Regions from separate parts of the Homo sapiens genome. Here regions 1 and 3 are each linked to region 2. Evidence: chromatin contacts called from ENCODE Hi-C or POLR2A ChIA-PET data. All regions are on one chromosome and are shown on one strand. Each heading gives the region's core, a stretch centred on a gene start or an enhancer-like site at or near the end of the contact. The rest is flanking DNA. Distances are from core to core; before and after follow the strand shown. Region 1 overlaps RAPGEF2 (Rap guanine nucleotide exchange factor 2). Region 2 has its middle 24 kb from the start of RAPGEF2. Region 3 overlaps RAPGEF2 (Rap guanine nucleotide exchange factor 2).

What was found. A loop is a pair of places that touch in the nucleus more often than their neighbours do. ChIA-PET counts read pairs that join two places held with the same protein, here RNA polymerase II (POLR2A). Pooled maps may share reads with other maps.
Region 1: a loop to region 2 is called in a map with no recorded cell type, with 6 times the contacts of the local background. The contact joins two enhancer-like sites. A Hi-C loop is called at or near these places in 4 of 37 single-sample maps with no recorded cell type and 11 of 50 pooled maps. POLR2A ChIA-PET finds 5 or more read pairs at or near these places in 1 of 52 experiments (activated naive CD4-positive, alpha-beta T cell).
Region 3: a map with no recorded cell type shows a loop between it and region 2 (7-fold over the local background). The contact joins two enhancer-like sites. A Hi-C loop is called at or near these places in 1 of 168 maps with a recorded cell type or tissue (PC-9), 12 of 37 single-sample maps with no recorded cell type and 14 of 50 pooled maps. POLR2A ChIA-PET finds 5 or more read pairs at or near these places in 5 of 52 experiments (GM10248, GM12878, H1 and 2 more).

Annotation. Positions count from the first base shown.
Region 1 is chr4:159,201,541-159,206,470 of GRCh38, forward strand. The region is part of intron 3 of RAPGEF2 (Rap guanine nucleotide exchange factor 2); the gene reads left to right. Among named protein-coding and RNA genes, the nearest start is that of MIR3688-1, 75 kb to the left of the region's middle. Within about 2 kb of position 1,616, at least 3 of the 41 ENCODE cell types and tissues checked have a DNase peak (open chromatin) inside an H3K27ac peak, as active enhancers do.
Region 2 is chr4:159,076,704-159,081,595 of GRCh38, forward strand. It overlaps a transcript of SPMIP2 not described here. Among named protein-coding and RNA genes, the nearest start is that of RAPGEF2, 24 kb to the right of the region's middle. RefSeq lists an enhancer at 1,048-1,197. Within about 2 kb of position 1,593, at least 5 of the 41 ENCODE cell types and tissues checked have a DNase peak (open chromatin) inside an H3K27ac peak, as active enhancers do.
Region 3 is chr4:159,172,653-159,177,373 of GRCh38, forward strand. All of the region lies in intron 1 of RAPGEF2 (Rap guanine nucleotide exchange factor 2), which reads left to right. Among named protein-coding and RNA genes, the nearest start is that of MIR3688-1, 46 kb to the left of the region's middle. RefSeq lists an enhancer at 2,734-3,466. Within about 2 kb of position 2,744, at least 14 of the 41 ENCODE cell types and tissues checked have a DNase peak (open chromatin) inside an H3K27ac peak, as active enhancers do.

The DNA.
Region 1 (4,930 bases), core at 366-2,865, 120 kb after region 2:
GTGGTTTTTTGGCATAATCGTATATTTGAGAGCACAAGTCTAAGCTGGCCAGAAGTCTGTAATAACAGCAGTGTAGGTGAGCAAAAATGGGACCCTGAACTGTAGCAAAGGGTTTCGATAGAGACTTGGGAGGGGAACCCGCAGAATGTGATGATAGGCTGTGAAGAGGGAGAAGCTTCGGAAGTTGTCCCTTTATCTTTTGGTTGGAGGGTGTTGGTGAGACCGCAGATACAGGAAAATAAAGGTGTTTTTCTATTTTTTGGTCATGGGTGGCTGGCCCTCTGGAGTTCCTTGTGGTCCCCATGTAGTTATTGGAACCTTTGTTAGTCTTCATTTTATTTCACTTTCTTGTTTTATAGGCATGTGATCAATAGCCCTCGATGATGATTCCTGTCTCCTTTTCTCCAGATGCCAACAGCTTTGTCTTTTGAATGTGATACTGTGCGGTATTACATCCTGGATAGTATAAAGTGACCTTTCTAAAATAGCACCAAAATTGGTATTTGATGCTATATGTGGTTCTCAGTTGTGCCGAACCTGTCTCAGATAGCTGTGTCGTGTGCTCGGCTCAGCCACTGTTTCTGGACATTTTGCCTATTCTTTCTCACAAAGCAATCGCCATCTTTTTGCTTCTCTGTTTTAATGACCTTGTTAATGCTGTCCATGTGAAGCATTTAGAGGAGCTTCCTCACTCCCCTGGGCCGCTTCAGGCTTGGCCATATTGCACTTGCTCTGCTAGAGTGGGAGGAGTCTCTTCTTGTACCCCATACACCCTCCTTGTTTCATATTTTGTCAGGATCATCTGGGAAAGCACTAACTTCTAGTTCCAGTTTGCTTAGATTTTGCATGGGCACCATTCTTTCTGTTTCTGTTTATTGCTTCTCCACTCCCGAAAACCCCCCAAAACTTAGATGGCCATGTTTGTGGCTGTTGGGAGTCTTGTTTTGAGCTGATGGTCTTCTAGGATCAGCATCCTTTACCCACAGCCACTTCCGCAACGCCTGCCGCTCTGTTTTCTTTCAACTCTCTTTTCTCTCCTTGTCAGTCCCCCTTGGCTTTTCTTTCTTTCTTCGTTTTTTTGGCGGAGTTTTGCTCTTGTTGCCCAGGCTGGAGTGCAGTGGCATGATCTTGGCCCACTGCAACCTCCGCCTCCTGGGTTCAAGCGATTCTCTTGCCTCAGCCTCCCGAATAGTTGGGACTATAGGCACCCACCACCATGCCTGGCTAATTTTTGTATTTTTAGTAGAGACGGGGTTTCACCATGTTGGCCAGGTAGATCTCAAACTCCTGACCTCAGGTGATCCACCTGCCTCTGCCTCCTAAAGTGCTGGGATTACAGGCGTGAGCCACTGTGCCTGGCCTCCATGAGCAACCTTTTTGGCTGACTGGGCCTCACTTAAGTTTTCACATTGTATTAACAGCTGAATGAAGTAGCATTTTCACAGTTATTTTCTTGCCCTCTAATAATTGTCTTTGCTGATTTAATCAGTTTTCTTTGGACTTAGTAGTTTTTTGTTCTTTCAGTTCCCTTGTCAACTTCAACTTGATCGCTTGCATTTACTGGCCACCTCCTTAAATGAGAATGTGGAGCGGCACACACAGCTCTTTCCCATGGAGAGAGTGCCACCTTGTGGATCTCTAGGATATTGCCGAGGAGGCTCTTAGATCCTGGCTCCATTTTTCCATTTACTGGTAAACTGAAGTTCACATCTTTGACTTTCAAGCACTTTAATACCTTACCTGGGTTCCTGTCTATTCAGTTCATTAATTTACTTATTAAGAAAATATTTGAGTGCCAATCAAGCATTATGTAGTGTATATATTGGGGGTACTTAAGAGTTAGAGGAGTTTAAAAACTATTGAGGAGAAACTCCCAATGTGAATAATTATGACGTTCTGGCACCTGCGTCACGTGAGCATGTACACAGGGCACTGGGAAGCTGGAAGAAAGCGACTCACTTTCCTTGGAATATACCAAAACACTTCTCAGAGGAGGTGATAGTTAACCTGGAACTAGAAGGATGAGTAATAAATTTACAAGAGAAAATATACTATTTAGAAGCTAGACTGCAGGTTTGTTCAAAACCTTTGTGGCATAGGTGGAAAAAAAAATGTGTGGCCTGGCCGAACAGGATGAAGTTTGCAGCATAAGGAATGTTGGGGTTGGGAGCAGAAAGCAAAGCTGTAGGTTGGTCCTTTCAGAGACGATCGTAAGAGAGGAAAGGAGATGAGGAAGATGAAGAGAACTAGTATTTTTTGTTACCATCATGCAAGGTACTGCATATATATTGTTTCATTAAATAAAAGGAGCTCTGTGAAGAAGGCATCAATGTCTTCCATTTTGCAGTTGAGGAACTAGAATCTCAGAATTTGACTTTACCACGATCACGTGGCTAGCGTGGAAGAAGGAATCTGTGCTCCAGAACCTGCGCTCTTTGCACAGCATTTCCTGCTTCCTTCATGGGCTCTGCCAGGGGGTTTGGACCTTCTCCTGTGAAGGACCATGGGGTTCATCAGAAGGATGTCATCTGATCCGATTTACCTGAGCAAATGATCACTGAAATGTTTCCCAGCTTCTACTAGGCATGATGCGCAGTTCCTGCCTTGAAAGGAAGTTCATTGTAGTTGGAAGAAGATGCTCAGGAATAAGAAATCATTACAGAAAAACATAAAACAATGAAATTAGATGGGCTAAGTATTTTAGAGTTTGGAAAACAGTGAGTGAGAAGATTTTCTTAAAGTAGTAGTTTTTGAGCCATCTCTTAAGGTACAGTGGGATGTAGAGGGTAGATGGAGAGAGGTAAACATCTTGAACAGCATGGCAGAGTTGGAATGAACAGAAGGAAAGCAGCCTGTCAGGAGCAGCAGGTTATGTTGAGGGGTAGTAGGAAGGAAGGTGGGAGAGGTGAGGGGGTCAGATCAAGTATTTCCCTCATGCCCATTATTCTTTGTTTAGACTTGGGATAATGCTCAGCGGGGATCATACAGTTCTGATTGCCCCAGAGGCTTTCTATCTGTTTACATTGGAAGGTGAACTGATCATTTTATAATGGTCTGTATTTGGTTTTGTTTGGCCTCGTTAATTTCCTTCCTGTTGATGAAAAACAGAAACAGGAGCCTTTTAGAGTTTCTCGTTATAAACCAGGGCTTTTGTGACTTCCGTTTTGTCCATTGTGGGATGAGATGTATTGAAATGAAATCAGTTGTCCATTGTGGTTCCTAGCTCAAGATCCTGTGGTCAAATTCTGAGATTCTAAGAAGGATTTGGTCTTCTGTAAGCGTGAATTCCCCTGATTAGAGAGACTCGCAAGTACTGCTTTCCTATACGAACCTCTTTAGTCTTCAGATTTCTGTTTTTTGCCCAGTACTGGTAGTGTCAGGTTATTTGGAAATCCTCAGTCAGGGTTCTTTCAGGATTAAGCTTTGGCATTTCAGCAACACTTGAAGGGGCTCCTTTGCTCATAATTTTAAAAAAAAATTATTTGAGGAAAAATTAAAATAGCACTGATTAATACAATGTATGTACCTAGTTGCATGGATATTAATAGAGTTGTACTTTTTTTCCTGCCATTTGTTCCTCTTGGGAGTTCATATTGAGACCATTTTTTCTGAAAGTTTTTCAGAGTTGGCCAGCCCCATGTGTAAGAAACATCCAGGATATTTGTTTAAAAGTCACTTTGATGGATCTCCTATCTAATGATCAGAAACTGGGGAATTGGGTGGGATAGATGCATTTTAAATTAACATCTTAGGTGATTCATTTGCACATCAGGGCCTGAGAACTACTAGATAGAATAGAATCTCAGTGTTAGTCTTAGATATTTATTATTATTACTACCACTACACTTACTTCTTGTCTTACAATGTGGTTACATCCCAATAAACCCACTATATGTTGAAAACATCCTAAGTCAAAATGCAGTTAACGTACCTAGCCTACTGAACATCATTGCTTAGCCTAATGATATGGTTAGGCTCTGTGTCCCCACCCAAATCTCATGTCAAATTGTTGTGCCATTGGGGGAGGGACCTAGTGGGAGGTGATTGGATCATGGGGGCAGATTTCCCCTATGCTGTTCTCATGATAGTGGATGAGTGTTCATGAGATCTGGTGGTTTAAACATGTGTAGCACTTCCCTCTTTGCTTTCTTTTCTGCTCCACCATGGTAAAACATGCTTGCTTCCCCTTCGCCTTCCCCCATGATTGTAAGTTTCCTGAGGTGTCCCCAGTCATGCTTCCTGTACAGCCTGCGGAACTGTGAGCCAGTTAAACCTCTTTTCAAGTTACCCAGTCCCAGGTAGTTCTTTATAGCAGTGTGAGAACCGACACATACACTTAGGCTACTGTAAACATGCTCAGAACACTTACATTAGCCTACAGTTGGGCAGGATCTTTTTTTTTTTTTGAGACAGAGTGTCGCCCTGTCACCCAGGCTGGAGTGCAGTGGTGCAATCTTGGCCTCACTGCAAGCTCCGCCTCCCGGGTTCACGCCATTCTCCTGCCTCAGCCTCCCGAGTAGCTGGGACTACTGGCACCGCCACCATGCCCGGCTAATTTTTTTTGCATTTTTAGTAAAGACGGGGTTTCACCGTGTTAGCCAGGATGGTCTCGATCTCCTGACCTCGTGATCCACCCACCTCTGCCTTCCGAAGTGCTGGGATGACAGGCATGAGCCACCGCGCCCAGCCGCGCAGGATCTTTTAACACAAAGCCTATATTATAACAAACTGTTGAGTACCTCATGTAATTTATTGGATATTCTATTGAAAATGAAAAGCAGAATCGTTGTGGTGCTGGAAGTTGAGTGTGTCGTAAAGACAAAAAAGCTTGTCAGACCATTGGAAGTTGGGCACCGTCTGTACTATTATTATTATTGTCAGTCTTCTCTTAACCAGCTTCATTGCCTGGAAGTGAGGTCTCAATTTGCAT
Region 2 (4,892 bases), core at 343-2,842:
GTTGCCCAGGTTGGAGTATAGTAATACAATCATAGCTCACTGCAGCCTCAAACTCCTGGGCTCAAAGGATTCTCCCACCTCAGCCTCCAGAGTCGCTGGGATTACAGACATGCATCACCATTCCTGGCACTAAACAGATTTTTTTTTTTTTTGAGATGGAGTCTCGCTCTTGCCCAGGCTGGAGTGTAATGGTGCCGTCTCGGCTCACTGCAGCCTCCACCTCCTAGGTTAGACCGATTCTCCTGCCTCAGCCTCCCGAATATCTGGGATTACAGGCACCTGCCACCATGCCTGGGTAATTTTTGTATTTTTAGCAGAGACAGGATTTTGCCATGTTGGCCAGGATGGTTTCGAACTCCTGACCTCAGGTGATCTGCCCACCTTGGCCTCCCAAAGTGCTAGGATTACAGGCGCGAGCCACTGCGCCTGGCCTAAACAGATTTTCTTTTTTTTTGAGACAGAGTTTCGCTCTTGTTGCGCAGGCTGGAGTACAATGGTGCGGTCTCGGCTCACCACAACCACAATCTCCGCCTCCCAGGTTCAAGTGATTCTCGTGCCTCAGCCTCCCAAGTAGCTGGGATTACAGGTGCCTGCCACCACGCCTGGCTAATTTTTGCATTATTAGTAGAGATGGGGTTTCTCCATGTTGGTCAGGCTGGTCTCAAACTCCTGACCTCAGGTGATCTGCCGCCTCGGCCTCCCAAAGTGCTGGGATTACAAGTGTGAGCCATCACACCTGGCCCAGATTTTCTTTTAATGTGTTTTTCTTAGGAGGGTTTTTCTTGGGAGGGAAGGTTAGCTTCTTTGGTTTCTAACCCAACGTTTGAGGTTAGTAATACTTTCTTATAAATTACTCTCATTATTTAATAAGATGGCATGCTTTATAAACCCAGCTGTATTAGAAATGTATAATCAAATTTTTCTTTTACACTTTTAAAATTTATTGAAAAATTTCTTTCCTTAAAGCAGATGTTACCAAACTCAGGAGACCAAAGTCCCATTGGTTAATTCATTTCGAACTCAGTGTTAAAGCATGATACAAAGAGATCTTTAATTACCTAGAAAGAAACTCTTAGGTAACAGAGTGATGATGACTAATATACTGGAAACAAAATGAAAACAGAAGCTTTCAATTTAATGGAACAAAGTAATATCCTGTCAAATAAAGTACTGAAACTGAGATATGTAAACCAATGCTATTACGGTAGCAAACAGGTGGCACTTTCATTTTCTTTTCCAATTACCAAAGAGGGGATGTAATCAAGAGTCTCAAGTTTATATATAAATAACATAGAAAAAAAGGCAAGCTACCTCTAAAAATCATATTTTTAAATGTGAAAAAAAGCAGAGGACTGGGGAGACAGATATTTGAAAGTTAAATCTAAACTTTGATTTTATTTTTTTGATTTTGCTTCAAAAATTAAATGGAAAGTAAAGGGGGAAAATCGGAAAGAACAGCATACAAATAATGTTTGTTAAAGAAAGTTTTCAGTGTATTATGTATTTTACGTCATGATTCCTGTGCAGTCATGAGCACCAAAGCTTGCTCTGAGATCCAGAACAGTGCCTGGCTTTGTAGTACATCTCCAATAAATATCCCTTAAATAAATAAATAAATCCCCAAGCAATTGGCAGGAATCCAGACTAGAACTTGATAGCACTAGTTCTACACCAAGTTTCTGAATTTCGAAAAGATGAGAGTGCGGAGTTCCTACTGGCATGGAAATGGCTCTGTCCTAAGGGCAAATAGTGCCCCAGTGGAGAAACACTGAGGGCTTCAAGACTTCCTCTACTCAAATGCCAATATTTTTCATATAAGCACTTCACTAAGTTGGTCAGCACTTTTTATCTTAGGCTGAATAAATTTGAGAGAACCTTCCAAAGCCTGGGTATTTAATGGAGAATGGCTGAGGGTTAGAAGGTGAAGAAAGCTTGATGACTGCATGGGTGGATTGTAAGGAAAGACATGGGATTGTGTGGGTGGATTGTAAGGAAAAGCAGGAAGTAAAAAGACAAATTTCTCACTTGACATTGGAGATAGAGGTGGTCCTACACAACTTGAACATTACCTAGTTTCCTAGATCAATATGATCCAGTGGACAAACTAATTTGTCATGTAAAAACCAACTGGAGGCCAGGCATGGTGGCTCATGCCTGTAATCCCAGCACTTTGGGAGGCTGAGGCGGGTGAATCACTTGAGGTCAGGAGTTTGAGACCAGCTTGGCCAACACAGTGAAACCCCATCTCTACTAAAAATACAGAAATTAGCTGGGTGTGGTGGTGCAAGCCTGTAATCCCAGCTACTCAGGAAGCTGAGACAGGAGAATCACTTGAACCTGGGAGGTGGAGGTCGCAGTGAGCTGAGATCATGCCATAGCACTCCAACCTGGGTGACAGAGTGAGATCCCATCTCAAAAATAAATAAATAAATAATAATAATAATAACTGGAAACTTTAAAACACTGTCATGGTGTGTTTGTGTCCCTCCCAAAATTCATGTGTTGACATCCTAACCTCCAAAGTGATGTTTTTTAGAGGTGTGGCCTTTAGGGAGGCAATTAGGTCATGAGGGCTCCACCCACATGAATGGAATTAGTGGCCAAAAAAAGAGACTCCAGAGAGCTTCCTTGCCCCTTCCACCATGTGAGGACACAGCAAGAAGCTGCCTTCTAAGAAATCAGGAAACTGATCCTCACCAGACACCGAATCTGCTGGTGCACACCCTGTTCTCAGGCTTTCTAGCTTCCAGAACTGCGAGAAATAAATTTCTGTTTTTTATAAGCTACCCAGTTCCAGGTATTTTGTTATAGCAGCCTGAGCAGGCTAAGACAAATATACTGATTTCTGTTCAAGAAGTCTTCTAGTCAAGAAGACTTGGGGTTTTTGTATTGGCTGTTTTCATGGCAAATTGTTTGGTTTTACCAAGCCAGAGATCAACCATATATTTAAAGCACAAAAATTTGGAATCCTGAATTTCATTTGGTTTCTGCTTTAATTTGGTGTTCTATGTGAGTTCTATATTTGGCACATGAAAATTGTCACAGGATATTACTTTTTACTTTTAATCACCTTTTGGTTTTGATTGTTCTTTCCTGCTTTTAATTAGATTTTTAGTAATAGGAAAAATGGGTTTGAGGAGAGTGTTTTTAAAAAACACTAATGCATTCTCAAGCTGAAAAAAAAGTAAAAATAGTAAAGCATTTTAATTTTAATTGTATTATTTATGTTACCTATGAAGCACTTCTCTAGCATTTAAATCCCACCTACAGTCTCAAAATGATCTTTTGCTTTATTCCATCATCTCCCATTATTATCAAATAATCAAATAATAATAAAAAGTGTCAAATAATAATAATGGGAAATGGGAATAATAGTGAGAATCCCAGTTGTCTTTTGGCATGTCTTGATGTACAAAGTGACTGTACAGACTTTTTCTCTCGCCTCTAGAAGCTTACAATCTAGAAAAGATATATGCGTTCTGATACATGCACAACAAAGACTTTATTTATTTATTTATTTATTTATTTATTTTAAGATGGTCTCACTCCATTGCTCATGCTGGAATGCAATGGCACAATCACGGCTCACTGCCACCTCGAACTCCTGGGTTCACGTGATCCTCCCACCTCCACCTCCCAAGTAACCAGGACTATGGGCACAGGTTACCACACCAGGCTAATTAAAAAATTTTTTTTGTAGAGACAGGGGTCTCCCTATGCTGCCCAGGCTGGTCTTGAACTCCTGAGCTCAAGCAGTCCTCCTGCCTCGGGTCTCAAAGTGCTGACATTACAGGCATGAGCCCCTCATTGAGCCCCTTAATTGATTCTTGAGCTAATTCATAAATGGGCAGTAACTTATTGTGACATATAGATTAAAGCAGCGATTCCCCATTATTAACACTTTTGGTATCTCCTCATATGAGTGCCCCCCACCATCTATTTCTATTTCTATATGTATATATAGCTATACCTCTTTTTAAAAAACAACAAAATTGGGCTATCATGGTAAATTCAGGTGTGAAGTGTAATTTGTTTGTTTGTTTGTTTGTTTGAGACAGAGCCCAGGCTGGAGTGCAGTGGCACGATCTCGGCTCACTGCAAGCTCCACCTCCCAGGTTCACGCCGTTCTCCTGCCTCAGCCTCCTGAGTAGCTGGGACTACAGGCGCCCACCACCATGCCCGGCTAATTTTTTGTATTTTTAGTAGAGACGGGTTTTCACCGTGTTAGCCAGGATAGTCTCGATCTCCTAACCTTGTGATCCGCCTGCCTTGGCCTCCCAAAGTTCTGGGATTACAGGCACGAATGACTGTGCCCGGACTCTTTGTTTCTTTCTCTTTTTTTTTTTTTTTTTGAGACGGAGTCTCACTCTGTCACCCAGGCTGGAGTGCAGTGGCATGATCTTGGCTCACTGCAACCTCCACCTCCCGGGTTCAAGTGATTCTCCTGTCTCAGCCTCCCAAGTAGCTGGGATTACAGGTGCGCACCACTGCACCTGGCTAATTTTTTGTATTTTTAGTAGAGACGAGGTTTTGCCATGTTGGCCAGATTGGTCTTGAACTCCTGACCTCAGGTGCTTCAACCGCCTCAGCCACCCAAAGTGCAGGGATTACAGGCATGAGCCACCATGGCCAGCCGATTTTTTTCTTACTAAGCATATTGTGAGCAATACTCATGTTATTAAATAATTTTGAGAATGTAATTTTAGGCTGGTCATGGTGGCTCATGCCTGGAGTCCCAGCACTTTGGGACTGCAGGCAGGAGGATTGCTTAGGCTCAGGAGTTCAAGACCAGCCTAGGCAGCATTGGGAGACCCTTGTCTCTACAAAAAATATAAAAATTAGCTTGGTGTGGTGGCGCACTCCTGCAGTCCTAGCTACTTCGGAGGCTGAGA
Region 3 (4,721 bases), core at 1,494-3,993, 97 kb after region 2:
CTACTTCCTCTGTAAGTGGGGGAGGTAGAACAGTTATCAGTAGGATAAGTAAAGTGAGATTCTTAGCTTCAAAGGAGAATTCAAAACATGTATTGAAAGGTGAGATACTTCAGAAACTATAACTTGCTGTCCCTTCTAGTGGAGCACTTGATTAGAAAATACATATTTTTACATATTTTTAAGTCTCTGATTCTTCTTTGAAATTCAGTAATACCCAGCATTTTCTGTAACTGCCCTCCTCTGCACCCTTTCCCTAAATAGTTTATCTGATTGGATAAACTATTCCTCTTCTCTGCTCCTTCACCTTTCATGGATAGGTCTAAAAGAGATCAATTTTGAACAGACCTAAAATTTCTTTAGCATTTTAGCTCATTTTCTGACCAATAGTGGAAGGCTTTAATTACATATGTCGAATATTCTCATTTGCTTCTCCTGTCCTCTTGAGAAATAGAAAATTTGAGAATAAGTAGTACTATTGGTGGTTGACTCCTTGGTAAAACATTCAAGATGGGAAAAACAGATGTCAAATTATTTTTGTCTTTTGTCCTAGAAAAATGGCTACAATGAAATTTTCTATATTTAAAACCTTCCATTCAAAGAGTACTTCTTTTTTGCTAAGAGGCAATAAAGAACTGGTGTCCTCAGTGACCTATTCCGCTTTGCTTTTATTAAGACTATCTAAACTCTACCGTGGTAGGACTATTGAGATTTGTACAGTGAATGTTCAAAATGAGTGCTGTTGATAGTGCCTCTGGAATTAGGTTGGTATTAGAAACTTGAGGTTTCCTGAGGGTGATTTGTGCAGACTCTATGGCCCTTTGTTGCGGAGATAGGAGTTCAGTGGAATGATGTATAGCAGCCCCTGTCTGTCCACCCCCAGCTCAACAAGGTTTCTAGGAGGTTTAACTGGAGCCAGACTGTATTTGGGAAATGAATTGAACACCAAGCTGAAGGTTTTAACTCTACTGATAGAGGAGAATTTGTGGGGAAGGTGTTTGGTTGATGTTATTTTTTAATTGAAATTGAAGATAGTTCAGGAATCATTTTATTAGAGAGAGAGTGTATGTCTGTGCCTCTGTTCTCTGTGTGTATACGCAGCTGATTTCTGTTTTTGGTTGTTTTACTTAAATGTTAAATGTAATCATTCACAGCCTGCTAACTTTTGATGGAAAAAACCAGTGCAAATATAGTATGTTAATCTACACATGTAAATTAAAATTTGACTACAAATATTGCAGTCTGAGAGTCTATTAAAATAAGATACTTTTAAAATGAAGATATCTTTTGTTAAATGTATTTTTGCTGCCTAAGAGATGGCAATTCTGGGAAGCTGTAGGCTTGGTGGTGTAATACATTGTTCTGAAGGGGAAATATTTATACTGACTCTTGAAAACAGGAATTGCGAACTGATTTTGGACACTTTCTCTTTTCTTATTTGTTAACAAAATGAGTTTTTGGTGAAAACTAAATTGTTGCTTCTTCTAATGAAAAATCGTAACTTAACAAGTGAAACTTGCTTACGGGATCATTTTTCCCAGGGACGTGACAATTAACATGGTGCATAGTATGCATTTTAGGTTGCTAAACATAACACCCAGTTGGTAATCATAAAAACTGCCTGTGACTTCTGTTGTGACTATATCATTTAACCCTTGTGTTTTCTTCAATGAGAGATAAACTCTTTGAGAATGCAGATTATAGATGATACTTCATCTGTCCCTTAAAATTTATGAAGTACTTGGTACCTTCTTCAGCTCTTGTCCCTTGACACTTGACTGCTCTGGGGCTCCCTGACACCAACTTGAATTAGAAGACGAATGGGATAAAAGAGTGTTTTGTTGTAATTTACAAGTCTGTTTTGTAATTTTTATGGCTAATTAATGAGGTAATTACTAATCACCTTTGTCTCAAGTTTAGGAATTGTTCAAAAACTCAGTCTAAAAAAGCATGCCTTTTTCAGTGGAAAACACTTGAGGAAGTTTTTTGATTGATTTGTTTATTTTTTTCCTCTGGAAAAGAAACCTGAAGAAGTTTTAGACAAACAGGGAATGACTTGAGTCTTTATAATTTACTTCTAGCATTCTTCATACATGTCTTTTCTTTCTTTCTTTTTTTTTTTTTTGAGATAGGGTCTTGCTCTGTTGCCCAGAATGGAGTGCATTGGCACAGTGACAGCACACTGTAGCCTTAACTTCCCGGGCTCAAGTGATTCTCCTACCTCAGCTTCTCCAGTAACTGGGACCACAGGTGCTCGTCACCACACCTGGCTAATTTTGTTTTCTTTTTTCTCTATAGAGATGGGTCTCACTGTGTTTCCCATGTTGGTTTCAAACTTGGACTCAAGCCATTTGTGGGGATTACATATATGGCTGCACTCAGCCATACATATGTCTTAATAAAGTTTAAGCCATACATGTGTCTTATAATGTTTAGGAATCCGAGGCTGAAGAAATATACGAGGGCCTTATCAGCAATGACCAGTAATGTCATTATCAGGTTTTCCTGGGCTTTGATGTGAATTTGAATGAAATCACAATCCTAGGAGATTGTTTTTCTTTTGGGTGTAAATTAGTAAGTTCAGAAACAGTATTTTGCCTTCATATGATTTAGGGTTAAAGTAATTATTGTAACTCTAAAATAATAATTTTTTTTTTGAAAACCATACACTCTGCTATGGATTTTTTTTCTTACATTGTTCAAAAGTATGTGATGATGTAACTCTGGGGTATGAGTCACTCGGATGCACAAAGCACCTCAGCAGGCTGGTGATATGACATTTTTGTTTTATTTGCTCTGGTGCTTTACAAAGATCTGGGGAGGCTGTTTTAAAATAAACATTTCCCTGCTAAGGATGATAGAAGTTAAACAGTTTTAATAGGAGTGCTGATGGACTTGTTCCCGACTTCCTGCCCCTTTTCGTCAGGGACATAAAGAGAAAGGAATCATCATATTCTTTAAGATGATCTTCAGGAATGCTTTAAACCCCCATCTCTGTGTTGACTCACTTGCGAGACCGGCGACTGCTTTTGGGTTCTAGGAAGGACGGTTGGTCCAGTCTGCCACCTTGTGGTTATTTACAGAATTATTTCAGCCTGTATAGGTGTGAGTTTTCTGAAGCCGTAACACACAGATTGAAAACACATTTCCTGCATTTCTTTCTCTCCCTGTTCTCAGGGAGTGCTTAAGATCATGCATACCACCACCCCTGCAGGAATGTTGCCCTTTTCTTTCTTTGCACCCAGCACATCCACCGTTCGTTGCTAGATGCAGAGCTGAGAAAGAGATGTAAGAGAAGACGAGTGTCTTTGTTCAAGGTGCTTCTCTGATCGAGGACATAAAATACAAACCTATTAAAGTGCCCACATAGAGCACATGTGAAGGCCCTAATGTGAATGGTCAAGGTGGTAAGAACTTTAGAGGCTCAGAAAGGAAGTGTTCACTGCCAGTGTTAAATGGGGTCTTGGAGCAGAGGAGGATGGAAGAGTGTTTGGAGGGACTTTGTGTTAGGCTGTACCCAAAGACTGCTGGTCATCATGTGGAAAGGGTACAAGAGGTTGTTGGTGTTTGGGTTTCATTCCAGTGTGGGGAGCCTTGGAACGAGGTGGTTTGAACATGGTGTGCTTGACACAGTGTTAGCAGATACGTGCTCTGGAGGTAACAGGCACCCTCCGCCCCCACCTCAAAGACAGCATTAGCCTTGTTTGGGAAATTCGTGGGTAAAGTTATTAGTCCCTCTCCTGCATGAACTTTAATGTAGTTTGTGAACCTGGCAGAAATATATGCTATACAATGTTGTATAGGACAAGGTACTGTGGGGCATATTTTGGGAAATACTGCAAAAAAATGTTAAAAAGGTTTAACCTGACAATATGCTACTGATGTGTTATATTGAATTACTTCAATATAACAGGTTTTTTTCAAATAATACTTCAGTTGTGTGGATATATTTTGGAAGAAAATATATACAAAATTTTAATTTGTTTTCTAATACCATCCACAGATGAAAAAATATCCAAGAACGGTGCTAAATTAAATTAGGTCTTCAAAGTCAGTTTCAGTAACTCCAATGTGACCTGAAACTTGTGGGAAACCTCTTGTAATTTTAAACAATGTTAAGAGTGAAGTGTAAATATTATAAGGAATGTTTTAAAGGTAGAAAGTCTGTAGGTCCAAATGTTAATGGAATGCATGCAGAATTTTTTTTAACGACTTCATTTTAAGTGTTGTAAAACAGTCTTGAGCTATGGAAGGTAAACTTACATTAGAGAGGAAAATACTTACAGTTTGTTGTCCAGCTCTGCCAGTCTTAAATATGTTCCTAGCCAATCTTTCTTGGAGGAAAAATTAAGTGGCTGTTTTCAAATTGGAAAATTTCCCCATTCTCCTCTTTCTCAATCTTAAGGATATGAGATTTCTTACCAATGTCATTTGGAAAGTATATTTATAACAGATGTGATAAAATATATGTCAGGTACACTTCTCTTTAAACCTAATATAAAAATCTGGATTTATAAAACAGACAATTTAGGGACCCTTATAAGTATTATAAGAATTCATTCAACTTTTTTTTTTTTTTTTGGCATACAGACACATCATAAAAGGATACATTAATTTGTAAAAATTCTGATATATATAGTGTCTCAGGAATATTTTAAATTTTATATTCTTAGGATTACTTGTGCTTTTATTCAGATCTCATTGGCAGTGAACTCAATCACCTT